2 separate regions of the Homo sapiens genome follow, and region 1 is linked to region 2. The links are chromatin loops, found by intact Hi-C in ENCODE. Cell type or tissue: IMR-90. All regions are shown on one strand. Links, peaks and the distances in the headings refer to the core of each region. The heading gives the core; the rest is flanking DNA. Region 1 has its middle 40 kb from the start of TMEM40. Region 2 overlaps TSEN2 (tRNA splicing endonuclease subunit 2).

Evidence for each region. Hi-C counts contacts between places; a loop is a spot of excess contacts. Peaks named below come from ENCODE experiments on the same cell type or tissue, not always from the same donor. Only the 100,000 strongest peaks of a DNase experiment are listed, where the experiment ranks them.
Region 1: a loop joins it to region 2, with 10 times the contacts of the local background. A loop is called at or near these places in 2 of 110 quality-filtered maps.

What each region holds. Positions count from the first base shown.
Region 1 is chr3:12,711,228-12,727,723 of GRCh38, reverse strand. No RefSeq gene overlaps it. Among named protein-coding and RNA genes, the nearest start is that of TMEM40, 40 kb to the left of the region's middle. RefSeq lists an enhancer at 7,649-7,698. In IMR-90, for the core only: a CTCF peak has its summit at 7,479; a DNase peak (open chromatin) is centred at 7,513; H3K4me3 peaks cover 230 bases.
Region 2 is chr3:12,501,753-12,518,248 of GRCh38, reverse strand. It overlaps TSEN2 (tRNA splicing endonuclease subunit 2), which reads right to left. Exons shown (of 12, transcript NM_025265.4): 5 at 14,465-14,987; 6 at 13,018-13,095; 7 at 1,588-1,638. It also overlaps the pseudogene RNA5SP123 and the pseudogene RNU6-377P. Among named protein-coding and RNA genes, the nearest start is that of TSEN2, 26 kb to the right of the region's middle. RefSeq lists an enhancer at 605-1,105. In IMR-90, for the core only: no CTCF peak of the experiment used is centred there; DNase peaks (open chromatin) are centred at 9,698 and 10,228; H3K27ac peaks cover 1,423 bases.

The DNA of each region.
Region 1 (16,496 bases), core at 2,586-10,585, 210 kb before region 2:
AGACTAATGGGGTGAGATTAGAGGCAGGGGGGACCGGTGGCCACAGGAAAAGATAGGAAGGGTAAACTTGAAGACATTCCAAAGGTCTAATCCACAGTATGACTTGAGGTGTGTGCTCACCATCAGCCCCCTGGGCTTTCCCAGTGGCTGGAGTTCCTAACACTCAGCAGAGTAATTGCCTATTTCTTTTTTTTGAGCCAACTTTCATTCTTGTCTCCCAGGCTGGAGTGCAATGGCACAATCTCGGCTTACTGCAACCTCCGCCTCCCAGGTTCAAGCGATTCTTCTGCCTCAGCCTCCTGAGTAGCTGAGATTACAGGCACATGCCACCACACCCAGCTAATTTTTTTGTATTTTTAGTAGAGACAGGATTTCACCATGTTGGCCAGGCTGGTTTCAAACTCCCGGCCTCAAGTGATCTGCCCGCCTCAGCCTCCCAAAGTGCTGGGATTACAGGCATAAGCCACCACGCCCAGCTAATTTTTGTGTATTTTTAGTAGAGATGGGGTTTCACCATGTTGGCCAGGCCAAAGATCGTGCCACTGCACTCCAGCCTGGGCGACAGAGCAAGACTCTGTCAAAAAAAAAAAAAAAAAAAAAAAATTAAAAGAATTGAAAATAGGGACTCAAAGAGGTACTTGTACACCAATGTTCATAGCATCAGTGTTTATGATAGCCAAAAAGTGGAAACAACCGAAGTGTCCATCAACAGATGAATGGGTAAACAAAATGTGGCCTATCCATTGTATGCAATATGATTTAGCCATAAAAGGGAATAAAATCCTGATTTCTGCTACACCATGGATAGACCTTGAAAACATAATGCTAAGTGAAATAAGCCAGACACGCACACACAATATTGTATGATTCCACTTATGAACACCTAGAATAGGCAAATTCATAGAGACAGAAAGAAGATACCAGGAGCTGAGGGAAGGGTGAGATAGAGAGTTATGCTTAACATGTACAGAGTGTTTTGTTTGCAGTGATTAAAAAGTTCTGGAGATGAATAATGGTGATGATTTCAAGACCTCGTGAATGTACTTATTGTTGCTAAATTGCACACTTAAAAATGGTTATAATTTTACATTTTGCATATTATATCCCAATTTTTTAAAAGGTAAAAATAAATAAAACCTGTACCCAGTGAGTTTTGGGAGGGTTGACCCCACCACTAGCCCAAAGGATGGGTCTTGACTGGCATTTTGCCAATCAGCCTATTCTAGTCATTGATTCATGAGCACAAGACAGAAGCACTAGCTGTCCGCCAGAGTCTATTCTTCCTTCTCCCATTTTTGGGTGTCTTTGGCACAGCAGCATAGTCTGTAAACCAACTAATTCAGGCTCAGAACTGAACAGAACCAACAGGTCATCAAATAGCTAGTCTCCAAAGATGAAGCCACCAATCTCCACTCACCTTGGGTGCATGTGTTGCCCCTGCCATCAAGTGGCAGTCAGCTTCCTCTCCCCTTCAATCTCAGATGGAATGGTGACTTGCCTTGACCAACGGACTATAGCACAAGTGACATGCGACTGTCCCAGGCGGGCCTTTAAGAGGCCTGACAGCTCCTGCCTCTCCTCTTTTTTCTTCTCTTCCCCAGTGTCCTGCTTCTTCTTTCCCCTTTCCCCACCTTTGTTCCCCACCTTTTCCTCCACTTTTTGCCACTGTCCTCTCTTCTTTCCTTTTTCCCCACCTTCCTCCCCATTTTTCCCCACTGCTCCCCTTCTTTCCCCCTTTCCACTTTTCCCCTTTCCCCACCCACCCCTTCCCCAACTTTTCCACATTCCACTGTCCCTGTTCTTCTGTCCCCTTTCCCCACTGTCCCTCTTCTTCTTTCTCCACCCTTGCTCTTCAACCGCACAGCTGCGCTCAGACCCCATTGAAGAATCATGAAAAACAGCAAATTGCTGTGTTTTAAGCCACTAAGCTTTGCAATGGTTTATTACACTGCAATAGATCATTGAAACGGAGACTTTTGCTGGGGCTTCTAAGAGAAGCAACTACTTCTCTGTTGCATTTCATGATGCAAGGCTGTGAACTTTGGCATCATGGCCACCATCTTGCTCTATATAGGGGCCAGTCTGAGAATGAGTCTACAGGAAGTGGAGTAGAACCCAGAGAAGCTGAGAAACCAAGCCCTGATGACAATGTTACCTTCTGGATCAAGCTGCCCATGAAGTTAACCCTATTTTATGAAGCAAGAAACTTCCCTCTTTCTTTCACCCAATTTGAGTTGGAATTTCTGTTCCTTACAGCCTAAGAAGCTTGTCATACAGCAATGACAGTATGTTCTTTTCTAAATGTGGATGGGAAAGCAGGTTTGTGTGTAGATTAGTTAGGAATAGACCTTTCAGCTTTATGACAAAGAGATACAAAAATACAGTGGCTTAAATAAATTAGGACTTTGTTTTTCTTCCAGTAGCATTCCAGAGTTGAGCAGTCCAGACTGGTGGGATAACTCTGCTCCACATAGTCACTCAGGGACCCATCTGTGGCTCAGTTGTGTCTTAGAGGGTTATCTTAGTCTGTAGGATCAAAGCTAAGTGGTCACTCTGTCTGCGTTCCGGTCTATGGGCAGGGAGATGAGAGGACATAGAAGATAAGAAAATTCTTTTTAAGCAAGGACACAGAAATTGTGTACATCATTTTAATTCCCATTCTACCATAAGAACTTAGTCACTAACCACCCTTAACCGCAAAGGAGGCTGGGAAATGTAGTCTCTAGTGGAGTGCCTGTGCTTCCAACCTGCCTCCAGTGTCATGAAAGAACAGAATGTATTTGGGGAGGAACATCTGGAGCACATGACACATTCTATCTTGGATGTGATGATTTTGAGGTATTTAAGGGACATGTAAGAGGATGCACGTCTCATGCAGTTGGATATATGGGGCTGGGAAACAGGTGAAAAGCCTCACAACACTCTAGGAGTTGTGAACACCTACCTGAACAACAGGAAATCAATACATATTTGAGTTCCTAGTATGTGGCGGCCATTATGTGAGGTGCTGGGGACCAAATGTGGAATAGGAAGAGAATAGGGCTGAAGATCAAACTTTGAAGACCCTCAGCATTTAAAACTCAGGTTGAGGAAAAGAAAACCCAGAAGGTGTGGACAGGAAGACAAGAAGCAAACAAACAAACAAACAGGAAGAAGGGGTTCACAGAAGCCAAGGGGAAGAAATGGTTTAAGAAGAAGAGGTGGCCGGGCGTGGTGGCTCATGCCTGTAATCCCAACACTTTGGGAGGCCCAGGTGGGTGGATCACCTGAGGTCAGAAGTTCGAGACCAGCCTGGCCAATATGGTGACACCCCGTCTCTACTAAAAATACAAACAAACAAATGAACAAACAAAAATTAGCCAGGCATGGTGGCACATGCCTGTAATCCCAGCTACTTGGGAGGCTGAAGCAAGAGAATCACTTGAACCCAGGAGGCAGAGGTTGCAGTGAGCCGAGATTGCACCATTGCACTCCACCCTGGGTGACAAGAGCGAAACTCAGTCTCAAAAAAAAAGAAAAAGAATTAGCTGGGTCTGGTAGTGCATGGCCTGTAATCCCAGCTACTCAGGAGGCTGATGTGGGAGAATCGCTTGAACCCAGGAGGTGGAGGTTGCAGTGAGCTGAGATAGCGCCACTGCCCTCCAGACTGGTCAACAGAGTAAGACTCCATCTCAAAAAAAAAAAGAAAAAAAAAAGAAGAGGTAAGTTAGTTGTGTCAAGAACTTCTGAGGAATAAAGTAAGTGAAGAATGAAAAATGCTGCTGAGTCTTGTCTCATGCATGCATTGATCAGCACTCAGCTGAAGACATGAGCAGGACCCTCTGGAGATGTCCAGGGATCGCTCTCTCTCTGCAGCAGTGTCTGCTGTGGTGGTCGGCTCTGAGAACTTCAGTGGCCTTCACCTCCCCAGACCCCCATCTCTTCAATCCAGTAAGATCATCGGACCATGCCTGGGCTACTCTTTTTAGTCTTCTCAGGCTGCCATAACAAAATACCATAAATTGGAAAGCTGGATGTGGTGGCACATGCCTGTAGTCCCAGCTACTTGAGAGGCTGAGGTGGGAGGATCACTTGAGCCCAGGAATTTGAGGCTGCAGTGAGCTATGATTGTGCCACTACATTCCAGCTTGGGTGACACAGCATGATTCTGTCTCTAAAACAAACAAAAAACAAAATACCACATACTGGGTGGTGGCTTAAACAACATAAACTTATTACTCATGGTTCTGAAGGCTGGCAAGTCCAAGATCAAGGTGTCAGCATGGTCAGTTTCTGGGGAGAGCTCTCTTCCTGGCCTGTAGATGGTTCCCTTCTCACTGTGTCCTCACATGGCAAAGAGAGAGACAGAAACAGAGACAGAGAGAATGTCTTTCATCGTCTTTTTTTCTTAGAGACAGGATCTTACTCTTTTGCTCAGGCTGGAGTGTAGTGGTGCGATCATAGCTCACTTTAGCCTCAAACTCTTGGGTTCAAGCAATCTTCCCACCTCAGCCTCCTGAGTAGCTAGGACTGCAGGCACGTGCCACCACATTCTGCTAATTTTGTTATTTTTTGTAGAGATAGGAACTCACTATGTTGCCCAGGCTTAGAGTCTCTTCTTTTAAGGGCACCAGCCCTATCAGTTTAGGGCCCACTTTTTTTTTTTTTTTTTTTTTTGAGACACAGTCTTGCTCTGTTGCCCAGACTGGAGTGCAGTGGCGTGATCTCGGCTCACTGCAAGCTCTGCCTACTGGGTTCATGCCATTCTCCTGCCTCAACCTCCTGAGTAGCTGGGACTACAGGCGCCCGCCACCATGCCCGGCTAATTTTTTGTATTTTTAGTAGAGACGGGGTTTACACTGTGTTAGCCAGGATGGTCTCGATCTCCTGACCTTGTGATCCACCCCCCTTGGCTTCCCAAAGTGCTGGGATTACAGGCGTGAGCCACCGCACCTAGCTTAGGGCCCACTTTTATAACCTCATTTAACCTTTATCTCCTCATAGGCCCCATCTCCGAATACAGCTACATTGGGAGTCAGGGCTTCAGGGTATGAATGTGGGGGACACACTTCAGTCTGTAGCACCTTCTCTGCACTGCAGCCTGTAGACCAGGGCAACTGTGGAACTCACATCGTTTGCTTCCCCTCTCTGGGGGTCACAGCCTTCCACTGTCTGATGTCCAATGTCTAAAAATGGTTGTTTCACATGTGTTGTCCGATTTTTAGTTGTTTCCAGTGGGAGGCAAACCCAGTCTCTGTTACTCCATCTTTGCAGTGCTGATGGGTTTCATAACAAGGAAGCCACTGGTGACTTGATCCAGAGCAGTTTCAGGGGAGTGCTAAGGGCAGAGTTCAGGGTGGAGTCAAGTGAGCGAGCCTAGTTGGTGAGGGAGTAGAAACATGTAGACATGGAGTGTAGAAAACTTTTTCAAGTTATTTGGCTAAGAAAGGTGTCCCAGGGGAACCTTGACAAGATCCCTTTCTTTCTTTTTCTTTTCTTTTCTTTTTTTTTTGAAACTGAGCCTTGTTCTGTTGTCCAGGCTGAAGTGCAGTGGTGTGATCTTGGCTCACTGCAACCTTCGCCTCCTGGGTTCAAGCAAGTCTCCTGTCTCAGCCTCCCGAGTAGCTAGGATTACAGGCACACACCACCACGCCCAGCTAATTTTTGTATTTTAAGTAGAGATGGGGTTTCACCATGTTGGTCAGGCTGGTCTCGAACTCCTGACCTCAGTTGATCCGCCTGCCTCGGCCTCCCAAAGTGCTGGGATTATAGGCAAGGTTCCTTTCAATTGACCTCAAGCCTATATTCTTGATGAATTTCCCACACCAACACTCTTTGGTTGGAGTAAAAACTAAAGGAAATAATTTGGTAAGATTCAAAGGCAGCTGTCAACCCTTGAGGTCACTGTATCACTCATTCAGTGAGTCATTTAGTCACTCATTCAATCAGTCACTTATTCATTCAGTCAGTCATTTAGTCATTCATCAAACTTTTTTTTTGAGACAGAGTCTCGCTCTGTCACCCAGGCTGGAGTGCAGTGGCATGGTCTCGGCTCACTGAAACCTCCGCCTCCCGGGTTCAAGCGGTTCTCCTACCTCAGTCTCTTGAGTAGCTTGGACTACAGGCACGCACCACCATGCCTGGCTAATTTTTTGTATTTTAGTAGAGATGGTGTTTCACCATGTAGCCCAGGCTGGTCTCAAACTCCTGAGCTCAGGCAATCCGCCCACCTCGGCCTCCCAAAGTGCTAGGATTATAGGCATGAACCATGGCACCCGGCCTCATTCATCAAACTTCTATTGAGACTTCACTCTGTGTGCCAGGCTCTGCTGAGACTGAGATGAGTAAACACTTACTGGCTACCTGACTGTGTTTTAGACAAGGGGTAAACAAAGCCAGCCCAAAGTCTTAGCAATTCTCAGTGAGGTGATTTTTGCCCTGGCCACCATCCTGCCGCACCACCAACCAGGGAACATTTGGCAATGCCTGGAGACACTTTTAGTTGTCACAACCATGGTGAGGAGGGCGCAACTGGCATCTGGTTTGTAAAGGCCAGGGATACTCCCAAATGCCCTGCAGTGCACGGGCTAGGCCTCCATAACAATGAATTCTCCAGCCTCAGACGGCAATAGTGCTGAAGCTGAGAAACTCTGTTGTAGCTTCAACTCTAGTGGAGGAAGATGGAGGTAAGAAAAATGTGTCAGAGGGTGCTAAGTGCTATGTAAGAAGAGGGGGCTGGGCACAGTGGCTCACGCCTGTAATCCCAGCACTTTGAGAGGCCGAGGAAGGTGGATCACCTGAGGTCAGGAGTTTGAGACCAGCCTGGCCAACACGGTGAAACCCTGTCTCTACTAAAACTACAATAATTAGGTGGGCATGGTGGTGGGTGGCTGTAATTCCAGCTACTTGAAAGGCTGAGGCAGGAGAATCGCTTGAACCCAGGAGGTGGAAGTTGCAGTGAGCACTCCAGCCTGGGTGACAAGAGTGAAACTCAGTGTCAAAAAAAAAAAAAAAAAAAAAAAAGCAGGGGACAGGGAGTGCTGGGGAAGTGCTCACTGAAAAGATGACGTTGGGCAAAGGAAGTGAAGGACTAGCTATGCGGCTGTCTGGAGGAAAAGTGTTTCAGGCAGAAGGAATAGCAAGTACGAAGCCCCTGAGGCAGAAACAAGCAGGGCAAATTGGAGGAGCAGCCAGAAAACAAAGAAAATAAAATATTAAAAAAGGATACATACATACAGGTAATAAAACTGTAAGGAAAGTGAAAAGATAAACACCTGCTGGGGAGAAGGAGGGAGAGAAGCAGGGCCAGTGTCTAATGCGCTGGCAATGCTTTGTTTTTGTAGGTGGTGGTTACACAATAGATACACAATATCTATTTTCCAAGCTGTATGTATATCCTAGATACTTTTCTGTATGTTATATTTCACAATAAAGACGATTTAAATCATGTGTTAGTCTTTACTGTTTGCTCAACTGTGGGTGCTATTACAGGGCATAGACACAAGAGGGGGCGCTAACCAATGAGCAGCGGCAAAGCAGTGTTTCCTAGCAACGGGGAAAACGTTGAAGCAGAAACTTCCTTCAGAGTGGTTAACTGATGGATTCTGGCTGCTGCCCCTGACAGGTCGGCCAGAGTCCACTTCGCACCCTGGAGGCGTCTCTGCAGGGTCTGGAGTGTCACTGACTTTTGTGGGGAGTAGAGCTCTTCTCCCAAATGCGAAATCGGGTCTGCAGAACACGAGAGGTTGCTCCCTTGTGCCGCGGAGCTTTCTTCTCCTGCCAATGTTAGATAATAACGACGTCCTCATTAACAGATGCCATTATTAATATCATTAGTAACAGAGGGCTCTTATCCGTAAGACTCCAAACAAGTCGTAGTGTTTCCCTCGAAAAACGGAGGAAATTAAAGAATGGAAAGGAGGGACCTTGCCTCCAGCCTTCTAAGACCTCAGGTCTTCTAAGACCTCAGGTCTCTCTCTCTCTCTGTCTGTCTCTCTCTCTGTCTCTGTCTCTCTCTGTCTCTCTCTCTCTCCTCTCTCCTCTCTCCTTCTCCTCTGTCTCTCACTCCTCTCTCTCCTCTCTCTCTCCTCTGTCTCTCACTCCTCTCTCTCTGTCTCATACGCACACAAAGAGAGAGAGGTTTTTCAAGATTTGGGATGCGGTGGAAGTTTTCAAGATTGCTGGCCGGTCATGGTGGCTCACATCTGTAATCCCAGTATTTTGGGAGGCCGAGGGCAGATCACCTGAGGTCAGGAATTCAAGACCAGCCGGGCCAACATGGCAAAACCCCGTCTCTACTAAAAATACAAAAATTAGCTGGGCGTGGTGGTGCGCGCCTATAATCCCAGCTACTCTCAGAAGGCTGAGGCAGGAGAATCACTTGAACCCGGGAGGTGGAGGTTGAAGTGAGCCAAGATCATGCCGCTGAACTCCAGCATGGGTGACAAAGTGAGACCCCGTTTCAAAAGGGGAAAAAAAAAAGATTATTGACAAAGCAGAAGGTTTTATGATACACAGGTAAATATTAGGTAAATTTGAGGCTGAGTGGGATTATGGTAATGAATACCTACACTGTTAAAAGAAGTTACCCCAGACTTTATCTCACTTGACTTTACAATCACTTTGGTACCACTCCATTTTGGAGATGAAGAAACTGAGGCTTAGAGAGGTTAAACTGTGAGCATGCCAGAGCTTTCCTCCCAATCCAATTTACTAAAGAAGAAGTATTAACTAGCTTTTTTTTTTTTTTTTTTTTGAGGCGGAGTCTCGCTCTGTCGCTCAGGCTGGAGTGCAGTGGCGCTATCTCGGCTCACTGCAAGCTCCACCTCCCGGGTTCACGCCATTCTCCTGCCTCAGCCTCCCGAGTAGCTGGGACTACAGGTGCCCGCCACCGCGTCCGGCTAATTTTTTGCATTTTTAGTAGAGACAGGGTTTCACCGTGTTACCCAGGATGGTCTCGATCTCCTGACCTCGTGATCCACCCGCCTCGGCCTCCCAAAGTGCTGGGATTACAGGCGTGAGCCACCGCGCCCGGCCTTAACTAGCTTATTTTTAAGGGGTGGGGGAAGCTGTTAATTGTCTCTCATGCCTGTAATCCAGGACTTTGGGAGGCTGAGGCAGGCAGATCATGAGATCAGGAGTTCAAGACCAGCCTGGGGCCGGGCGCGGTGGCTCATGCCTGTAATCCCAGCATTTTGGGAGGCCGAGGCGGGTGGATCACGAGGTCAGGAGATCAAGACCATCCTGGCGAATACGGTGAAACCCCGTCTCTACTAAAAATACAAAAAATTAGCCGGGCAAGGTGGCGCACGCCTGTAGTCCCAGCTACTCGGGAGGCTGAGGCAGGAGAATGGCGTGAACCCGGGAGGCGGAGCTTGCAGTGAGCAGAGATCGTGCCATTGCACTCCAGCCTGGGCCACAGAGCAAGACTCCGTCTCAAAAAAAAAAAAAAAAAAAAAAAAAAAAAAAAGACCAGCCTGGCCAACATAGTGAAACCCCATCTCTACTAAAAATACAAAAATTAGCCGGGCGTGGTGGCTGGCACCTGTAGTCCCAGCTACTTGGGGGGCTGAGGGAACCCGGGAGGTGTAGGTTGCAGTGAGCTGAGATCGTGCCACTGCACTTCAGCCTGGGCGACACAGCGAGACTCTGTCTCAAAAAAAAAAAAAAATTGTCTCTCATAACCAAAGAAAGTTAAAACAATGGAGAGGTAGTTTATTTTCTCATTAAAATAGCAAAACTATTTTCAATCATAATACCTCACACTAGGAAGGCCTAGTGGAAACTGGCAGTCTTGTACGACGCTAACGGCAGCATAAACCAGTAGCCACTCATCGGGAGAGCAGTCTGGCAACACCCAGCAGAAGCCATAAAAATGTTCCTACCCTTTGATCCAGCAACCCAGGTTCTGGGAATCTATCCTAAGGACATAATTTGAAATTTAGGAAAAGGTGTATGTGCAAATATTGGTGGCAGCATTATTTATGTTGGTGAAAAATTGGAAACAACTAAGGGAAATGGGTGATCAAGGGCACAACTCTATTAAGTAACCTGAATGTCTCCTTTTTAAAAAAATGATGACTGCAAAAATTTTGAAAATTACCTGGGTGTGGCTGGGCATGGTGGCTCACGCCTATAATCCCAATACTTTGGGAGGCTGAAGTGGGTGGATCACTTAAGGTCAGGAGTTCAAGACCAGCCTTGGTAACATGGCCAAACCCTGTCTCTACAAAAAATATAAAAAAAAAATTAGCTGGGTGTGGTGATGCATGCCAGTAGTCGCAGCTACTCCAGAGGCTGAGATGGGAGGATTACTTGCACCCAGGAGTTCAAGGCTGCAGTGAACTGTGATCCTGCCACTGCAACTTCGGCCTGGGTGACAGAATGAGACTTGTCTTCTAAAAACAAAAAAAAAAATATATATATATACACACACACACACACATACACATATATATACATATATACACTTATATACATATATACACATATATACATATATACACATATACACATATATACATATATACACATATACACATATATATACATATATATACACACATATATATCTTATTCTGAAGACTGTGACATCATGGGAAATGCTGCTGTGTAATGTTTTTTAAAGTTTAGCTAGACTTCCCTCATACAGGAATGCCGTGCAATACTAAATGAAAACAAAAGCAGCTACAAAATAACAGGGATATCAATCAACCTCATAAGTACATACCATTCCATTCATGTGGGGAGAAAGCTAAGGCAGGAGAAGAAACTATGTTGGGGAGATAAGAATGCTTTTTTTTCTCTTGTTTTTTGTTTGTTTTCATAACTTTTTTCTCCCCTTTCACTTCTACTCGGGATCTTCTTCCTTCTTCCTTCTTGTTTCTTCTTCTTTTCTTTTTTTTTTTTTTTTTAGATAGGATCTTGCTCTGTCATCCAGGCTCCAGTGCCTCTGCCCAGTCACAGCAAACTGCAGCCTCAACCTCCTGGGTTCAAGCAAACCTCAGCATCCCAGGTAGCCAAGACTAAAGACACAGGCCACCAGACCAAGCTTTTATTTTGAAATGGGATTTCACTATGTTCCTCAGGCTGGTTTCAAACTTCCGGTTTCAAAAAATCCTCCCACCTCAGCCTCCCAAAGAGTTGGGATTACAGGTGTGAGCCACTGTGCCTGGCCTACTTTTTCTTCTTTTCAAAATAAAATTTTAGTAGGTATTTCTTATATCAGTTGGTAATGTAATCTTACTCCAGGAAAGCCAGGAAATATAAGAATATTAAGTCCAGGCACAGCGGCTCACAACTATAATCCCAGAACTTTAGGAGGCTGAAGCAGAAGATTGCTTGAGCCCAGGAGTTTGAGACCAGCCTGAGCAATATAGCAAGACTCCATCGCCACAAAAATCTTTAAAATTGCTAGGCACAGTGGTACCCACCTATAGTCCTAGCTATTTGGGAAGCTGAGGTGGGAAAATGATTTGAGTCCGGAAGTTGGAGGCCCCAGTGAGCTGTGATTGCACCATTGCACTCCAGCCAGGATGACAGAGAGAGACTGTCTCTAAAACATATGTATTAATATATTCATACTCTCACTCATAAACAACTTCTAGTAACAGTGGTTAGAGCAGTGATTCCCAAACTTGAATGCACTTGAGAGGCCTAGGTGGGCGGATCACTTGAGCCCAGGAGTTTGAGATCAACATAGGCAACATGGTGAAATCCTATCTCTACAAAAAATGGGCCGGGCGCCATGGTTCATGCCTGTAATCCCAGTACATTGGGAGGCCAAGGTGGGCAGATCACGAGGTCAGGAGTTCAAGACCAGCCTGGCCAACATGGTGAACTCCCATCTCTACTAAAAATACAAAAATTAGCTGGGCATGCTAGTGTGTGCCTGTAGTCCCAGCTACTTGGGAGGCTGAGGTGAGAGAATCCACCTGAGCCTGGGAAGTTGAGGGTACAGTGAGTCATGATTGCACCACTGCACTCCAGCCTGGGTGACAGAGCAAGACTTTGTCTCAAAAAAAAACCAACCAAACAAAAATAATCCAGATGTCTGTGTCCCACCCTGGAATTTCTGATTCAGTAGATGTGGGATGGGGCCCAAGAATTTACATTTTTTGACAAGTTTTCAAATGACACTGACGCTGCCAGTCCCTGGGCCACACTTTGAGAACCACCACCTTAACGTATAGTCTTATCAAATCTTTCTGTATGTCACACATGTAGATTCTTCACCAAAAAAAATGATGGACATTTAGACTGTTTTTCCAAGAGCCTTCTTTTACCTAAATATCTGGTGCATTCTTAATTATCTGAATAGCTAAGAATTTTTTTTTTTTTTTCTTTGGGACGGAGTCTCGCTCTGTCACCCAGGCTGGAGTGCAGTGGTGCGATCTGGGCTCACTGCAAGCTCTGCTTCCCAGGTTCATGCCATTCTCCTGCCTCAGCCTCCCAAGTAGCTGGGACAACAGGCTCCCACCACCACGCCCGGCTAATTTTTTGTATTTTTAGTAGAGACAGGGTTTCACTGCATTAGCCAGGATGGTCTCAATCTCCTGACCTCGTGATCCGCCTGCCTCGGCCGCCCAAAGTGTGGGGATTACAGGCATGAGCCACTGCGCCCGGCCCTGACTAACCAAGATTATCATAATCATTAATTTACTCTAAATTACTAAAGTTATTAGGATTAAGTTTCCATTTTCAGAAATGGAATTGTTGGATCAATAGACATGCATGTTTTTCAAGCTTCAATATGTATCATCAAATCGCTACCATAGAATCTTTTTTTTTTTTGAGACAGGAGTGCAGTGGTGTGATCTCAGCTCACCACAACCTCTGCCTCCCAGGCTCAAGTGATTCTCCTGCCTCGGCCTCCTGAGTAGCTGGGATTACAGGCGTCCATCAGGTCTGCCCAGTCAATTTTTATATTTTTAGTAGAGATGGGGTTTCATCATGTTGGCGAGGCTGGTCTCAAACTCCTGACCTCAAATAATCCACCCACCTCGGCCTCCCAAAGTGCTAGGATTACAGGCGTGAGCCACTGCACCTGGCTTATAGAATCTAATATTTACCATACACCATGTAAGTACATCATCTCATTTAATCTTCAAAATTCATTTATTCATTCATTCAGCATATATTCTTTGAATGCTACTTTGTGCCACATATTTTAGGGACTCAGAGATGAGCGAGACATAGCAACCCTCTGAGGTAGATACTATTATTATTCAGATAATTATTATTCAGATAAATTATAAAATAATTATAATAATAAAATATACAAATATATATTATATATTATATAATTATTATTCAGATATTATTATTATTCAGATAAAGAAACTGAGATCCAGGCCAGGCATGGTGGCTCACATCTGTAATCCCAGCACTTTGGGGGGCCGAGGCAGGTGGATCGCTTGAGCTCAGGAGTTTGAGACCACCCAGGGCAACATGATGAAACCCCGTCTTTACTAACAATACAAAAAAATTTACCGGGTGTGGTGGTGCACACCTCTAGTCCCAGCTACTTGGGAGGCTGAGGCAGGAGAATCGCTTGAGCCCCAGAGGCAAAGATCGCAGTGAGTCGAGATCACGCCACTGCACTCCAGCTTGGGCTACAGAGTGCGGCTCCATCTCAAGAAAAAAAAAACAACTGAGATCCATGAGGTGACTTGCCTAAGGACACACAGAGAGCCATTCCTTGCACTGCTTCATTTGCACAAAGTTGATCCTCTGGCTCTCAACAGCCTCATGCTGCTTTGCTCCATATGGAAAGGGATATTTTAGTTTTGGGTGGCAACTTTTTTTCCTCTTTCTTTTTCCATTACAATTCTGGAAAAATTAAATGAGGAAACATCCTGGCATATAGTTTAGGAAATACAGTTTGTCTGAAAGCTGCCAGGAATAAAAACTAACACTTTCTCCACTGAGTTTTATCTCCCACTTTTTTTTTTTTTTTTTTTTTTTTTTTTTGAGACAGGGTCTCGCTGTGTCTCCCAGGCTGGAGTGCAGTGGTACGATCACAGCTCACTGCAGCCTTGACCTTCTGGGCTCAAGTGATCCTCCCACCTCAGCCTCCCAAGTAGCTGAGACTACAGGTATGTGCCATCATGCCTGGCTAATTTTTTTGTATGTTTTGTAGAAATGGGGTTTTGCTTTGTTGCCCAGGCTGGTCTCTAACTCCTGGGCTCAAACGATCCTCCCACCTCAGCCTTCCAAAGTGCTGAGATTACAGTCATAAGCCACTGTGCCCAGCATTATCTCCCACTTTTAATAAATTAGGCAGAATTGGCCCCTTTTGATCTGAAAATTAGACTTGTTAATAACATTTCTAACAAAAAACATGATGGAGTTTTATGGACATGTAGCAATTTAGTCATCTCTTTTTCAGTTTCCTAAATTAACTCTAATTACAATTATTGGCTGGGTAGCTTAGTGATTAAGTAAAAAGCTTGTGAGTCAAACAGATTTGACAAAAAAAAGTTTTACAATAAATATTTGTAAAACTCTCTAAACTTCAGTTTCTTTGTCTGTAAAATGCAGCTGAAACTACTTCTTCATTGAATTCTCTAGAAGATCTCAAAGATTCAGGGGTCGTGGTCACCATCTACCCCCCATTTAATTCACTAAACTGACTCCTGCAAGAATTGAATGGATCCTGGAGGATGATGGAGGACTACTGCAAACTCAGCCAAATAGTAATTGTGATATGGTTTGGCTGTGTCCCCACCCAAATCTCATTTTGAACTGTAGCTCCCATAATTCCCATGTGTTGTGGCAGGGACCTGGTGGGAGATTATTGAATCATGGGGGCGGTTCCCCCCATATTGTGCTCGTGGTAGTGAATAAGCCTCATGAAATCTGATGGTTTTATGAGGGGTTTTCCCTTTCACTTGACTCTCATTCTCTCTTGTCTGTCGCCATGTAAGATGTGACTTTTACCTTCCGCCATGATTGTGAGGCTTCCCCAGCCACATAGAACTGTGAGTAAAATCTTTTTTTCTTTATAAATTACCAAGTCTTAGGTATGTCTTTATCAGCAGCATGAAAACGGACTAATACAAGCCCCAACTGAAGTTGCTGTGTGGAGATGGTGTCTTCCTAGATCTGATTAACATTGCTTCAAGTCTGTGGTGTCCAACCATTGATTTGGCTTTCCCATCCCTAACAAGAAAAAGGACCAAAAATAGCTCAATATATGTGGGGACAGACAACAATATACATTTACAGTCTACCTCAAGGCTATGTTAAGTCTTGCCGTCTGTCATAACATGGTGTAAAGGGACTGGGCCATCTGGGCATCCTGCAAAACATCATATTGATCCAGTCTATGGGCGAGATAGTGTTAATAGGACTGGATGAACAGGACATGGCTCCAGAGAGTTGGAGATAAACCCTATAAGAATTCAATCCTGGCCAGACATGGTGGCTCACGCCTGTAATCCCAGCACTTTGGGAGGCTGAGGCAGGCGGATCACAAGGGCAGGAGATCGAGACCATCCTGGCTAACACAGTGAAACCCCGTCTCTACTAAAAAAATACAAAAAATCAGCCGGGCATGGTGGCGTGCACCTGTAGTCCCAGCTACTCGGGAGGCTGAGGCAGGAGAATGGTGTGAACCCGGGAGGCGGAGCTCACAGTAAGCTGAGATCGCGCCACTGCACTCTAGCCTGGTCGACAGAGCGAGACTCCATCTCAAAAAAAAAAAAAAGAAAAAAAAAGAATTTAATCCTAAGCAAATTAACACAGGAGCAGAAAATCAAATACCACATGTTCTTATAAGTGGGAGCTAAACATCAGGGGCTGATGGGAATAAAGACAGCAACACTAGACACTGGGGACTACTAGAGCGGGGAGGAGAGGAGAGGGGCAAGGATTGAAAAACTGTCGGATACTATGCTCAGTACCTGGGTGACTGGATCATTTGTATCCCAAATCTCAGCATCACAGCATCACGCAATGTATCCAGGTAACAAACCTGTACATGTACCCCTTGAATCTAAAAGTTGGAAAAAATAGCAAATAAACTAGGAAAAAAAAAAAGAATTAGAAGGACTCCAGAAGTTTAAGAGGCTCACCACATCATGAGGTTTTTAGGGATTCAATGGTCTGGGGCCTGCTAGGACATCCTCTCCAAGGCAAAGGACAAGTAATTACACCTTGTTCCTCCTTAAGAAGATAGCAACACTCTGCTGGGCGCAGTGGCTCATGCCTGTAATCCCAGCACTCTGGGAGGCCAAGGTGGGTGGATCACCTGAGGTTAGGAGTTCAAGACCAGCCTGGCCATCATGAAACCCCGTCTCTACTAAAAATACAAAAAATAAATTAAAAAATTTAAAAAAAATAAGCTGGGCCTGGTGGTGCACGCCTGTAATCCCAGCTACTCAGGAAGCTGAGGCAAGAGAATCACTTGAACCCGGGAGGCGGAGGTTGCAGTGAGCCGAGATCATGCCATTGCACTCCAGCCTGGGCTACAAGAGTGAAACTCCGTCTCAAAAAAAAAAAAAAAAAGAAGAAGA
Region 2 (16,496 bases), core at 5,775-13,774:
TTTGAAACTAGAGAATTTGTTATCTGATGGCACAAACTAATAATTAACTGCTTAAAAGACAATTTTGTTTTTAATGTGGGAGTCAAAGAGAATGAGAATAGTTTGGTCTAGAGAATATTCTGATGTATCATTACCAAAAATACAATGACAACAAAATAACTAGGTAAGTTTGGAAAATTTTTGCTTTATTTCAGTAGTTACTGAAACAATCAAGTCTTCAGCTGATTTAAGGCTCAGTCACTCAGTGAGACTGGCTCAGTTTGTCCCAGCCTAAGATTATAATACAATAGACTAGAGTTGTTTTTTTTTTGCAGTTGTTCCTAATGCAAAAATTCCATACCTGTGTGACCTTGTGACCCCAATGTGAGTAACAAGCAACAGCCTTATAGAGAAGGCTGAATTTCCAACACAGCCCAGTGTTGTTCAGATGTTGAGGCTTTTATGTCACAGCTGTAACGTTCTGACACATTTCAGCTAAGGCCCGCGAGAGGAAGCAGGGTGGGGCTAAGAATTGCCACCATTTGGGAAAATGAGCCATTTGTCAGGCAGACATTGCTTCCAAACGGCTGGAATACCCATGAACGGTATTTATGCAATCAGAATTTGATGACTGATTAAATTATGTGCTCCCAAGAGCCAAACAGAATATACCTTATCTGCTCCATTTACTGTTCTGTTTACTTTTCTCTTTTAAATTTTATTTGAATTATTTTACAATTATCTCCCTTCCAAAGGCAGCAGGCAACAACAGCACAAAGTCATGGGCTTTGGAGTTACTTGGACATAGGTTCGAATATTTATTCTAACCAGACTAGCTGTGTGACTTTGGGTACATTATTTATTTTCTCTGAGCCTCAGTTACCTTATCTGCAAATTCTTTTTTTTTTTTTTGAGACAGAGTCTCGGTCTGTCGCCCAGGCTGGAGAGCAGTGGCGCTATCTCGGCTCATTGCAACCTCCACCTCCCAGGTTCATGCCATTCTCCTGCCTCAGCCTCTTGATTAGCTGGAACTACAGGCGCATGCCAACACGCCCGGCTAATTTTTTGTATTTTTTTAGTAGAGACAGGGTTTCACCATGTTAGCCAGGATAGCCAGGATGGTCTCGATCTCCTGACCTTGTGATCTGCCCGCCTCGGCCCCCCAGTGTGCTGGGATTACAGGCGTGAGCCACCGGGCCCGGCCCCTTATCTGCAAATTCTAACCAGGTGGAGATAAGGACTGGAAATATTGCGTGTAAAGTACCTAAAATATAGCTTTTACCATAGTAGGTGCCAAATACGGGTAACTTTTATTTTTGTTAATTTTTAATACTGTTCTGACACAGATTTCCTAATCATTATCCAGTACAAGATACTGTACTTCTCCTAGTTTTGAGGAATGAAATGCAATCTAAAAGGGTCAAAGATGCCTTTTGCTCGAACAGTCCCACCTCAGGACCCAAATCCAAAACTTTAGAGAAAAATTCAATTCCTATTTTATTCAGTAAGAGTAGAAACATTTGTATTAATGCAATATAGAAATTAGTACAACCTGCTTTTAACAACAGGGAAATTTTAAGTGGGTTGTATGTAAACAAAGCATCTTACCTTCTCATAGTAAATACTTAAACATCCCAGAGCATAGACCAAGAAAAAGGCCTGAAAATACAGCAAGCAGAAAATGCTCATTACAAATAGTTTCACATTCTTGTGAAACCATTTTACAGACTGATCTCTTTTCACCTCAAATACAAATGCTCTTAAGTCATCATCAAAAAGGTCACACACACACACACACACACACACACACACACACACACACATATATTTTGTTTGTTTGTTTTTGAAACGGAGTCTCACTCTGTCGTCCAGGCTGGAGTGCGGTGGCACATCTCCGCTCACTGCAAGCTCCGCCTCCTGGGTTCACACCATTCTCCTGCCTCAGCCTCCCGAGTAGCTGGGACTACAGGCGCCCGCCGCCACGCCCGGCTAATTTTTTGTATTTTTTTCAGTAGAGACGGGTTTCACAGTGTTAGCCAGGATGGTCTCGATCTCCTGACCTCATGATCCACCTGCCTCGGCCTCCCAAAGTGCTGGGATTACAGGTGTGAGCCACCACACCTGGCCAAAAGTCACATATTTTTAATATAAATGGTTCATTCAAATGTCTTAGATTTTTTTAAAAATCTAAGAAAATACAAATGTTACAAACTGGCTTAAATCAATAAAAATAAAAGATTTTTATGAATGTTTCCATATTTATTCCCTAAAAAACCTATATAACTGAAGAATGATGTTAACAGCTATAGCAATAGAAACTGTTGCTCATTGGAGTTTCTCCCTGTAAAATTAAATAACCATATTTAAATTGAGAAAAATATATCAACAAAAAAAAAAGGTGTGAAAAGTGTGGGGCAGTGCTGATTTTGCTTACCTGACAAAATACTAGTTTCCCAGTCATCTTTGGTGAAGTGATTTTCTAGAACCCTATGTTTGCACTGACCTCACATAATGATATATTTTACTGTGTGGGGGGAGGCTGTAGGAATGGCAAAGAAAATTGGCTCCAGTTGAATATAGTCACACTTAAATGGAAATGAAAATGGCTTTCTGTTAAAGTAATACACTGCCAAACACTGACACCACCCAAAGAGCCATGTGTTGTTGGCTTTGCCTGTCCAGGGCGCTTAGGGTCTACAGATACCACTGAAGGGATTCCCATGAGATTGGTGCAGAGCAGGTAGTGACCAAATGGTAGCCAGTGGTAAAATGGGGTCACATTTCTTTTTAAATATGAAGGTGAAAAATTAGATTGATAACCAAACATCAAATATTCTGCTTCGGCTCTCACTGCTGCTTCCAGCAGACACAGACGAGGAGGGCCCCTCTTGTGCAGTGTGGGAGCAGAAACATAATCCCCTCCCTGTCATAAGCTTTGAGGCTTGTGTGCAGCAACAACGCACTGACAAACTGCTCACTCAGCTTCTTTCCTCACTGTCCTTCCACCCCACCACTAACCCGGCATACACAGAACAAAAGACAGCACAAGTAATATAGGTGGAAGGACTTCCAAGCAGTGAATACCCTGTCATTCTCTGCCTGGCTATCTGATGACATCTGTCTTCATAGCAGCAGTTCTCAAAGGGTGGTCTGGGGATCCTGGGATCCCCAAGACCCTTGCAGGAGGTCTCAAGGTCAAAACCACTTCATAATAATAACGTGGTGTTATCTGCCTCATTTGTGCTCTCTCCAGTGACTATAAGACGTGTGATGGCCCAAGACTGAATCAAGAAGCAGATGCAAGAATCTAGCTGACTTTCAGGAAATTAGACCTTAAAGCGACTTGCAAAAATGAAAAACGAAGCCTCTTCCAAATTTTTTGTTTTGGAAAATTAGTTATTTTTCATAAAAAACTTACATTAAAGTATTTATGTCAAGGTATGGGTTGTTGTTGTTGTTGTTTTTAATATGGAAGGCTTCACAAACTTGTGTCATCCGTGGGCAGGGGTCATACTAATCTCTGCATTGTTCCAATTTTAGTATATGTGCTGTTGAAGACATCACTATTATTATTTTTAAATGTGTTAAACTGATACTCAACATTTTTGTTTTAATTTATAATTTGATAAACACTGACAGATACGAGGGACCACTACTTTAGTTTTACCCAAATCCTAATCTAGAGCATTTCTGGAGATGAAGGTGGTCACCTTCTATTCCACTTTTTCCTATTGCCTTCTTGGTCCCAAGTCTGTGGGTGGCTCCTTCCTGCCTTCTGTGACACCCTCCCTGTTCTGAGCCCTCTACAGTCCACTCTCCATAGCATCCAGATTCATCTTCTTGGCACACGAAAATCACGTCGTTCCCCTAATTAAAACTTTCCAAAGAGATTTCACTGCCCTTAGAATAAAGTCCAAACTGCTTGCCACCAGCTCCAGGTCCCTGCATGATCTTACCACTGCTCTTTCCAGCTGTCCTGGCTGCACTTCTGTCCCCTGAAGACACTAAGCTCATTCAGGCCTTTGCCTCTGTAATCACTACTCCTACTATCTGGCATGTTCTGCTCCAGACTCAAAGGTCACTTCTTGGAGAGGTCTTCCCTGGCCACCAAGTCTAAGTAACCCCCATCCTGATCATCTCCAGAGCACTTACTTTTGTCTGAAAATCTTCCTCTTACATGTGTTCCTCCGACTAGAATGTAAACTCTGGCAGAACAGAAACTGCCTGCTGTTCCCTTGGCCTAGAAGGGGGTCTAGCACATGTTGGGTGTTCAATGCTTGTGTTGAAAGACAAAAAAGACAGGTCCCCAGTCCTGCCCTTGGCTTAGGCCCCAACAGCCAGAGCCACCCTACAGCAGGTCTCTGCACCTCACTCAGCTCATCTCTTCTCAGTGTGAACATTGCGTTCCATTTCTTTCACAGCTGTTGACAGCCCTGCCAAGTGGCCCACAATCTTATTTTGACCTTTTCTCTTTCCATCACTCACTACTTATTAATACAGAATACTGCTGTTTTTCAGATGGACTACCAGCCAAAAGGTACAATGGAAAAGATAAAGTTGTTTCCTTAAATGGCTGAGTCCCTTGCATTTTACCACAATTTGCACTTCTTGGTTCAGAACAGTGTAACACAAAGACTGAAGTTTGAGATCTGACAGACCTGAGCTCAAATTGTCATTGTTAGCTAGGGCCTTGGAAGTATCACTTAAATTCTCCATGCCTCATCTATACAATGGGGATAATAATGCTTTCTTAGCTAAATATTTAATAAGATCAAATCGTACAAAGATTTAATAAGCTATGAAAAGCACCTAAAAGCTCAATTAATTTTAGTTTTCCTCCTTTCTGGAACTCCTGACCTCAGGTGATCTGCCCGCCTCGGCCTCCCAAAGTACTGAGATTACAGGCATGACCCACCGTGGCTGGCCTTAGTTTTCTTCCCTTTCTAATAACTGGATAGCACAGCCTGGAAAAAAAGGTTCAATCCCATCCTTGCCTAATAAGAGATTCTTTCTTGATATCTGCTAAAATGTAAGTTCTTCAAAAACTGATGTGTTTTCATTATCAGCAAGCATACATTTCCCCAAGAGTGAATGAAACCAATATCTCATTTTTATTGGCCTAAAATGGTGACTGGCTTTGATCATCTATGCAAAATGCGACTAGGCACTTACTACAGATGGAGGGGATCTTAATTCAACTGAGTTGGTTTTATTTAAAATTAAATTATCAGTAGACTGGAGAGGTCTGTAGAGGTTGACAATCACATCCCCTGCAATCTCATTAGTAAGTTTTACTTTCGCAGTACTAATAAGATGGAAGGATAAGTTTAATGATAGTTTTTAACATCATACTGCTAAATGTAGTTAGGGCCCTCAAGTGTTGTAATGGAAAAATAGATCTCAATAACAGATCCCTATGAAACAATGGAATACATTAGCTAACTGGCATGGCAATCTAATTATCCCTGAAATGAATACTCGCACAGACTGAACATTAAATCATCACCATGACCGGTTCACAAAAAGTATGGGTTAAAATGTCACTGGCTAAAAGCAGAGGTAAGGAAGATGTTGCATGTGGAATATGCCATGTGGCATGTGGGAATACAGTTGTAGGTGCCTAACCAGGAAAAAAGTGTATTCTACTAATGTGATCTAGTCACTGTGTGTGTGAAAGACCTAGTCACTGTGTAATACTTTCACCATTTAAGTAAAAGATCTATTTTGTGATCATTATCAACAATTTAGAGACAGAGTATGTATCTGCTACCAGGCAGAGAATAAAGGCAGGAACCAAACGAGCACCTATTACATGTGCCAGGAACTGTGCTGGTCGTTGTGTATACATCACTGAATGTCATTAGCTGTTATATCAATTCAAGCAAAAATAAAGCACAATTTCCAAGAAGTGTTTTTTCATGTGAGTGCTAGCCCTCCCTCAGCACACACGTCTTTCTCCAAACTGCCCATAAAAAACATTGCATTGAAGTCCATTTTAAATTTACAGAAAATATATTCATTTAAAAATATTCTGCCATTTTGTGAACTAAAGCTATGTCTTCACTCCACCCAGGGAAGTTGGCTAGCTTGAAGAGGGATGCGACACAATGAGGAACATACATTGCTAAGTGTCTTCCAGGACAGAGACCTCACACATATCACACTACATTCAATCTTCACTATCTTCCTCTGAAGGAGAACGTTACATCTGAGGAAACTGAGGAATGCCAAGAACACTGTCTATTGTGTGTTATAGTGCATGCTGCAAATATTTTCTTCCCATTTCATCTTTTGCCTGTAATTTTGCCTTTGTCTTTAACATAGAGTTTTAAATTTCTAGGTAATGAAATCTATATATTATGGCCTCTTAGAAGAACTTATCCATATCTCAAAAATATATAAAACCTAGGCAGGGTGGCTCACACCTGTAATCCTAGCACTTTCGGAGGCCAAGGCAGGTGGTTCACTTGAGCCTAGGAGTTTGAAACCAGCCTGGACAACATGGAGAAACCCCATCTCTACCAAAAATACAAAAATTAGCTGGGCGTGGTGGCATGTGCCTGTGGTTCCAACTACTCAGGAGGCTGAGATGGGAGGACTGCTTGGGCTCAGGAGACTGAGGCTGCAGTGAGCCAATATTGTACCACTGCACTGCAGCTTAGGTGACAGAGAGAGACCCTGCCTCAAAAAAAAAAAAAAAGCATAATTATCCTTGTTTTCTATTTCAAATTTCCCTTTATATCTTTAATTGACCTGAAATTTATTTTGGTTTATGTTAGGAGATGGGATTTTAGCTTTGTCTTTTTCCAAATGGCTAATCAGCTGTCTCAACACCATGAATCTTTTCTTCACTAATATTAAGTGCTATTTTTATTGTACCCTGAAATCCCATCTATAAATGGGTCTGTTTGTAGACTGTGGCCCAATCTTTCCTTTCCTATACCAAGACTATATTGTTTTAATTGTTACTTTATGTTTTATTAACAGCTGCAGTAAGATCTTTTTTTTTTCTTAGCTACTCTAATGATTTCAAGTGAACTTTAAAAATTAATAACGCCCTACAGCCATGCTACTCTCAATGTGCCCGATCTTGTCTGATCTCAGAAGCTAAGCAGTGTTGGGCCTGGTTAGTACTTGGAGTGGAGACTGCCTGGGAATACTGGATGCTGTAGGCTTAAAACAAGGATCAATGAAACAAATGGCAAAACTGCAGTTCTTTTCTCTCCTGCCCACCAGCACACAAAGGCTTTTAAAACAAAACCTGATCCTCAAAGCAGTTCACCTGAAGTTTCCTGTGTGTCTGGGTATATATGCAGAATATAAATATATTTATAGAGAGAAATTAGAGTAGTTTTTCAAACCTTAATCAAAAGGCTCTGCTGTAAGTATATATTCTTGCTAAAAGGACCCAAACTGTCTCACAGTTGAAGTCTCTGGAAAATTTTCAGAAGTTTAGATAGAAGGAAAGTCACTGACCTATTGCAGGGGAGGGAGACTAGTCAAACAACGTAGCAGTAAAAAAATAACCACAAAATTCTAGGGAAGAATCTTAGACATTCTAATCACCAGATTCTGATACTTGGAATCCATATTATGGACACTAAGCACGGGAAAAGAAATGTGGGAAAAACGGGTGAGGTACAAAATGGAAGAGCCGGGCACAAGACGATGCGTAAACGAGATCTGACTGAGACTGCTGCTGTCAGGCACGAGGAGAGCTGTCGCCCGACCCTGGTGTGTCCCTTTGTTTCCAAGCATTCCCACCTGGTCCTCCTGTGTGGGGACTATTGTCTTTATTTTCTAAATAAGAGAAATTTTCTCACGCACTTTAAAAGCTTTATAAGTATATACGAACAATACACAGAAGTACCAGTAAGGCAGCCTCTAAAACTGGAGTTAGACTAAGAAATCGACATGTATCAACAAACTCAGAGCCACAGCTGAATGATATCAACACAGTTAAAGAATGTGACACAGAGTGAGTGAGGAAACTCAGCAAATGGGGAGTCTGGTGACGGTGGCAAGGTCTTCGCACTGCGCACAGGATGGGACTCCGACCCAAGGGTTCGGTGGCAGACCAATGCATGCACCACACTGCCTCCAGTCTAGATGTTAGCAGCTCTTTGATATACCTCAATTCAATGGTGGCTTTTCAAGAAAAAGAATGCATGCTACCACATTAAGTAAAATAATTAATTGAAAGTCATACAACAATCTTAGAATCTTCAGTATCAAGTAAAAAACAGTTTATACCTCCTTGGGGAGAAGGACACATGAGCCTGACATCCTTAAGCACTTGTATTATCCAGCTCACTCCTCACAGGCTAACTCTGTGCTCACCAAGCAGCCTTCCAATTATATTACCCTTCGGCATCTGAATTTTCTACATGAAGAGAACATGCCAATATGGAAAGGCAGGTGGTGGGGCCTTTGCTGATGTTAATAAACTCACATTCTAGTTTATTCCCCAGGCTCTTGTGAGCACACTCAGCATGAATGCTGCTCCTAGAGCTCAAGTCATTTTCTGTGCTCTAACAAATCCGAACTTCTTAGTCCCTCAAGCAAAGGATTAGACCTGGAATGCAGGGCCTTACTGGGGTGCTGCCATGGTGGGAATCTTGCTGGGAATGAGTGAGCTGGTCTGCACCACCCCTATTAAATCACCTCCCATCAGTTTCCCAACAGCACACACAGTAAAATTAAACACATCTACTTTGAACTTGGGAAATATAAACGTTAAAGCTCCTTAACCTTCAAAAGTTGACTGCCTGGCAGCGTGTGGTGGCTCATGACTATAATCTCAGCACTTTGGGAGGCCAAGACGGGCAGATCACTTGAGGCCAGGAGTTAGAGAGTAGCCTGACCAACATGGCGAAACTCCATCTCTACTAAAAATACAAAAATTAGCTGGGTGTGATGGTGCATGCCTGTAGTTCCAGCTACCAGGAGGCTGAGGTGGGAGGATCACTTGAACCCGGGAGGCAGACGTTGCAGTGTGCTGAGATCACGCCACTGCACTGCAGCCTAGGTGACAGAGCGAGACCCTGTCTCAAAAAAAAAAACAACAACAAAAAAAACCAAAAAAAACCCCCAAAGTTGACAGCCCTAACTTCATGACAGCATTATGCAACTGCTTTTACTTTACAGTGAAATCAACTTTCATTTAAAAAAAAATTTGCTCCCCCAAATCAATCTATTTCTCACTGGATCTTGCTAATTAAAAAGCATTTGATTAAAAAATTAGCCAGACATGGTGTAGCATGCACCTGTAATTCTAGGTACTCAGGAGGCTAAGGTGGTGGGATACCTTGAGCTCAGGAGTATGAGGCTTCAGTGAGCTATGATGGTGCCACTGCACTCCAGCCTGGGCAACAGAGAGAAACCCTGTCTCTAAAAAATATAAGAATAAAAAATTTGAAGAGCAAAGCATTTGAGTGTTTGCGTGTGTGCGTGTCCACTGAAGGATGCAGAAGACGGATGGAGACAGAACTCTTCAGAAATAACTACTCAGAAATAACTGAGGTAAATACAGTTTATAGCTCTTCAATTACTCTATGAAAATTTCCAAATCTCTGTTCTGAATGAGTCAAGGCAAAGGCATGAAAACACCCCTACAAGGCCGCATGTCCACATCTGTGGAAGGTTGCAGACTAAAAGCTTCCCATGTCAGCGCTGAGCAGACTTCTAAGTTAGCTGTGTATCACCACTCTGAGTCCCTTAAGAGAGCTGTTGTGAATCACCACAGCAGGGGTGAGACCCCATTCTGCCTGTGTTCCTGACTAACATTCACAGAAACACTCCGCGGGTACATGCAGTGCACCAAACATAGGTGATTCATTCAAAAGAAATCTGCCAAAACAGAAAGACAAGTAGAGCTAGGTTTAACGGTGTGCTCCCTGAAAACTTCTGGAACACATCTCTGAAATGTTCTCAGGTGCCAGGCAGCTTCTAAGAAGGCAGAGTAACCTCATCTCCTGTCTCCTATTACTCTTGCCTTTCATCAGGGGGTGTTCAAGAGGAGGCAGCAGGCAGCAGCAGCCTTTAAAAAATTTGTCAATAAAAGACAGCAGCTGGTCAACTGGAACAGTGCAGCTGAACTCCCAGCATCTGACACGGAATACCCTTCGCCTACAGCTGCCACCTCCCAGGCCAGGCCTCCAGCCCACCCTCCATACTGATGCTAGCTCTGGTCACTGCCACTCCCCTACGGAATCCCCTGCAGTGCCCTGCTGGCCCAGGACCAGGCCAGACCCTGACTCATGGACACACCCTCCCCCATCTGGCATTCGTTTTGGCAGAGCTATCTGGAAGAGCCTTTACTACCCTGTGTCCATGTGGCAAGCCCCATTTATCCTTTACTATCCTCAGCTATCATGACTGCAAAAGCTTTCCACCTCAGCCCTGCAAGATGGTCTCCACCAGCTTCGATGCAAATTCCCTATCTTGTACATTCATTCATTTAATAAGTATTACGCACCTAATAGATGTCAGGCATTGGGCCCAAGGAAACAGGAAGAGCGATACTGACAAGATCCATATGCCACACTATGCTTATCACACTGAACTGTAATGATTTCTGGGCTATCTTTAAGACCAAAGTCACATTCTACTTATTTCAGTATCGGTAGCACTTAGCCCAATGCCTGGCACATAGTAGGTACCCAATGGGCATTTTTGTGATTGTAAAAAAGAAGGTTCCAACAAGCTGCTAATTAGCTTTTACAAGTAACTTAATAATGACAAAAATAGCAGGCACTAACATTTATTGAGCATTTACTATATTATCAGGTACTGTCCTGACCCAATTACATGTATTATTTAATTTCCAGAACATCCTATGAACAAGATGTTACATAGCCCCCACTTTACAGAGAAGAAATCTGAGGTTCTGACAGGCCAAACATCTAAGAACGGGTACATGTGGGCTATAAAGCGCTCCACAGTGCTGGGAATGCCTACGCATCTGCTGTTCAATACAGTAGCCAGTGGCCACACGTGGCTGTTCAGTGTTTGAGACGTGGCTGGTGCAACCGAGAAAAGGAATTTTGAATTGTTTATTCTATTTTATTTTATTTTAGAGACGGAGTCTTACTCTTTCACCTAGGCTGGAGTGCAGTGGTGCAATCTCAGCTTACTGCAACCTCCGCCTCCCGGGTTCAAGTGATTCTCCTGCCTCAGCCTCCCGAGTAGCTGGGATTACAGGTGTGTGACACCACACCCAGCTAATTTTTGTATTTTTAGTAGAGATGGGGTTTCACCATGTTAGCCAGGATGGTCTCGATCTCCTGACCTCGTGATCCACCCGCCTCGGCCTCCCAAAGTGCTGGGATTACAGGTGTGAGCCACGGCGCCCGGCCCCCACAATTACTTTCCTGTGGTCTCAGCTATAAAATTACCAACATGGATGTGTTCCATAGCACTTCTTGGGACCTACCTGTATGCCAAGAACCACACTGGACACTGCAGGAACTATCAAAGAAAGCCATCACAGAGCTCCTGGAGAAGAGGGGAGCCCAAGAAGCGGTCCTAGCTTCAAAGGCAGAAAAGACATTTCTGTGTGCACTATCAACATAAGCAAGAAAAGAGGGTCTGAGCATAAAGTGACCACAGGTTAGAGGAACTCCAGGTCACTGGGACAATATGATGCAGTTTATGGAAGGCCACTTTTAGCCACTTTTTTTTTTTTTTTTTGAAACAGGATCTCGCTTGTGCAGTGGCGTGACCTCGGTTCATTAAAGCCTCGACCTCCCAGGCTCAAGCAACCCTCCCACCTCAGCCACCCAAGTAGTTGAGACTACAGGCATGCACCGCCACACCTGGCTAATTTTTGTATTTTTTGTAGAGATGGGGTTTTGCCATGTTGCTTAGGCTGACCTTAAACTCCTGGGCTCAAGCTATCTGCCTGCCTTGGCCTCCCAGAGTGCTGGGATTACAGGTGTGAGCCATGGCACCAGGCCCAAGCTAACTTTCAAGAATGTAGCTACTGCATTAAGTAGAGGGATCCTGCAGAAGGAAATAAATCCATTTACTTAACTAGCAGTCACTACATGATCTGAATCATGTAGCACAGTATATGAAAAGTAGAGACTCCATGAATATACCAAACAATAGCGACTTGTACTCTTTAAGTGGATAAATTGTATGGTATATGAATTATAGTATTTTTGAAAAAGCTAGTGAAAATTAGTAACAAAATATTCAGCCAATCCGAAATCCACTTTTTTCTTCTTTCCACCCCCCTACCCCCGGCATCACCAGTCAGCATCTGTTAACAATCTGAAATCTTTTTATTCTTTTTTTTGTTTGACACAGAGTCTCACTCTTTCGCCCAAGCTGGAGCGCAGTAGTGCAATCGTGGCTCACTGCAGACGTGACCTCCTGGGCTCAAGCAATCCTCCCACGTCAGCCACACAAGTGGCTGGACTACAGGCATAAGCCATCACACCTAGCCATCAACATAAAGCCTTTTTTTTTTTTTTTTTTTTTGAGACAGAGTTTCATTCTGTCACCCAGGCTGGAGTGCAATGGCACGATCTTGGCTTACTGCAACCTCCACCTCCCGGGTTCAAGCAATTCTCCTGCCTCAGTCTCCTGAGTAGTCGGGATTACAGGCATGAGCAATCACTCTAATTTTTGTATTTTTGGTAGAGACAGGGTTTTACCATGTTGGCCAGGCTGGTCTCGAACTCCTGACCTCAGGTGATCCTCCTGCCTTGGCCTCCCAAAGTGCTGGGATCACAGGTGTGAGCCCCCGCACCCGGCCTAACAATCTAAAATCTTAATGAGAAAAGAAGTACTCAGAAAAACCCCTCGAATCTTCTGTGGAATGATTGCAAACACATATCTTAGAACTGATGAAATAAAGGCTGAGGAGTGAAAGGCAGGCCTACTTGGGAGCTACCCATAGTGATTTCAATACTGAATTACAATATTCAATAATTGAATTACATACAGAACTACACTGTGAGGTAGGTTCACATATAGTGTAGTTCAGGCCCAGAGACCGATGGCTGAAATAATAATATGTTGAAAACATACCTCTTCTAGGCTGAGTTGCAAATACTCAAAGATCCTATATGGATTTCTTCTGCATATTAACCTGTTTCTTTGCACCAACTAAAGAGAAAGAAATACAATATATACAGAACAAATGGAAGCACTACATGTCATAGAGAATGTATTTTAAAATGAACATTTTTCTTATAAATTCCCAGGATTCACATTCTATTGTGTTAATATTATAAAGAATGATTAAAACACAATTTTTTTGAGACGGACTCTTGCTCTATTGCCCAGGCTGGAGTGCAGTGGTGTGATCATAGCTCACTGAGGCCTCAAATTCCTAGACTCAAGCAATTCTTCTGCCTCAGCCTTCCCAGTAGCTGGGACTACAGGCGTGTGCCACCATGCCTGGCTAATTTTTTGTACAGACAGAGTTGCCCAGGCTGGTCTTGAACTCCTGGCCTCAAGCAACCCTCCCGCTTCAGCCTCCCAAAGTGTTGATTACAGGTGTGAGGCACCACGCTTGGCCAAGAAGTGCTTTTTTATTACTTGTGTGGAAAAGGAAGTTTTAACTTTTTCACTATGAAGATTCTCATTTATTTCCTTTTTCCCCTGTGAATTTTTCCTGCAGTTGTAATCATTTTGTTGGTGAATTTTATTTTACGTGTTGCTTTTTTCACCCAATTGTACCTAATAAGCATGTGCCTATGTTTTTGTTTTTTTGAGACAGTGTCTCACTGTTGCCCAGCCTTGATCTCCCAGGCTCAAGAAATCCTCCCACCTTAGCCTCTTGAGTAGCTGGGACTACTGGCATGTACCACCACACCCAGCAATTTATTTTTGTTTTTAGTAGAAATGAGGTCTTGCTATATTGCCCTGGCTGGTCTTGAGCTCCTGGCCTCAAGTGATCCTCCTGCCTCGTCCTCCCAAAGTGCTGGGATTACAGGTGTGAGCCACTGCACCTGGCTCCTATGTTCTTAATATGACTTCATAAACCTCATTCTAAGTCTACATGATATTTCTTTGAATGGGTATCTCATATCCCATTTAGCAATTAGATTGTTTCTAATTTTTAGCAATTCCAGACAGCTCTAGGGTAACTCTGACAGCAAGTCCCTTCATGACGTAGCTCTTACCTGGCCTCCCTAGGCTTTTCTCAAGATGGCTGACTTCCACACGTGAGCCCTTCTTGCTCAGCTGTACTCAAGATCAGGTGTAATTATCACCGCATTTTGTTTTCTCCCAAATAAAGGAGAGAATACCACTGGCCTTGTCTTAATTTTATAAATTTTTTTAAAAGTTATTCACCAACTCTGGGGTTTTAGTTGAAATGGCCCTCACAGCTGCTGTGGCCCAAAGCCTGCTGCTTCCCTTGGACCCTACAACAGGCCAGCTACCAGCTGCAGGCAAAAGACATCCCTATTAGCCAACATCTCCAGGAACGGATGGCTTTGGAGGAAGCGATTTATTTTCTTCTACTTACTTCCTCATTTGGGGCAGCCTCCCTCTCGCTCATGGCACACTCCGCTTCCTCGACCAGCACGTACTCATGGTCAGGCCCTCTGTCCCCAGGATGCAGGAGGCCGATGTGCTGGCTGCCGTCTTCATGATGAAGGCCACGCTGGAGGATGAGAGCATCTTGTTTGCAGCAACAGACATGGGGCAGAGGTGAGGCATCCTCTCGCACGCTTTTCTCAAAGCTCTCTGTTGTTGGGTGGCAGCCAGAGCCCTCCTGCAGGCAGCCTAATGGCTCACGGGGATCACCCACACCACCTGACTTTCCAGAGTCCCCGTTTACCACAGAAGGTCTCTCTCCCCCTGCTGTGCCTTCCATGTTGGAAACCATTCCAGAGTTAAGCTTGTCATGCACTTGAGCCTCTTCATTCCTTTTCACAGGAGGATGCTCAAGCGGTTTCGTGTAATCCTTGAGGATTCTGCGCACTGTACTCTCATCCTGCCCCTGTCTACGCATCAGCTCTGCTGCCCACTCAACACTATGCTGATACCTGCAAGACAGAAATACTGTTAGAAACAGCACTCGAATTTCAAAATTGAAAAAACAACAAAGCACATAAAACAGACTGGAAGGTGACACACCAAAATGTTTACAGCAGTATTATTGAATGGTGCATTATAGATAAATATTTTTCTTCTTTATACTTTTCTGCATTTTCTTTTCTTTCTTTTTTTATTTTTTTGAGATGGAGTCTTGCTCTGTTGCCAGGCTGGAGTGCAGTGGTGTGATCTTGGTTCACTGCAACCTCCACCTCCTGGGTTCAAGCAATTCTTGTGCCTCAGCCTCCAAGTAGCTGGGACTATAGGCATCTGCTAACACACCTGGCTAATTTTTGTATTTTTAGTAGAGATGGGGTTTCACTATATTGGCCAGGATGGTCTCGATCTCCTGACCTCACGATCCGCCCGCCTTGGCCTCCCAAAGTGCTGGGATTACAGGTGTGAGCCACCGCGTGTGGCCTCTGCATTTTCTAAGTGTTCTGCAACAAGCATATGTTACTTCTTGTTTCTTTGCTTTTACAATATAGTTTCATTTTATTTGCTTTATTTGAAAAAAAAAAAACAAAAAAAAAAACAAAAAAAACTAACCCCCAGTTTAACAAACTATGAAAATTTATCTAATTTAAAACTGATAGATTAAGTGATTTAGGTAAATAAACAAGAAAATGGCCATCCTTTATCAAGATTTTTTTTTTGTATTATTGTTGTTATTTTTTGAGATGGAGTCTTGCTCTGTCACCCAGGCTGGAGTGCAGTGGCACGATTTCGGCTCACTGTAACCTCTGCCTCCCGGGTTCAAGCGATTCTTCTGCCTCAGCCTCCCGAGTAGCTAGGATGACAGGCTTGCGTCACCACCCCCAGCTAATTTTTTGTATTTTTGAACACAAATTTTTGGCCAGGCTGGTCTTGAACTCCTGACCTCAAGAGATCCGACCGCCTTGGCCTCCCAAAGTGCTGGGATTACAGGTGTAAGCCACCGCTCTCAGCTTGTTTTGTATTATTTTCAATTTTGGATCTCATAATGTTTTCAGATAGATATGCCATTCATAATACAAATAACTTGTTTAGCATTGGAAAGCAAAATGAGAATTTCAATAAATATTCATCACAGTGCCTACTAACCCTTTCACAGGATAAGGAGAGAAATGATTTGGCTTATGTAGATTCATCCACATATTCTAACAGAAATGGCCCTTTTCCTCACAATACTTTGCAGAGTAGATTTTATTGATAAAATTCTTGTTAAGTTTCTAAAACTTGAAGCTAACACCCAAGTTACAAAACACTTCCCAAGTTACAAAAAATTATAGGCAAAACAATAGGGCAAAGCATTCATGCCTAGGCTGTTGGGATGTGTTCATGTGATGTGAGAACTACCAGATGTTGGAAATCTGATCAGAAGGTCAAAGACATTGTGAAACTCAAGTGCTTTTTGCCTCGACCTTCAGTGATTAGTCTGAAAGGCATCCAAGACAACACGTGGCTTGTGAGAAGGCAGA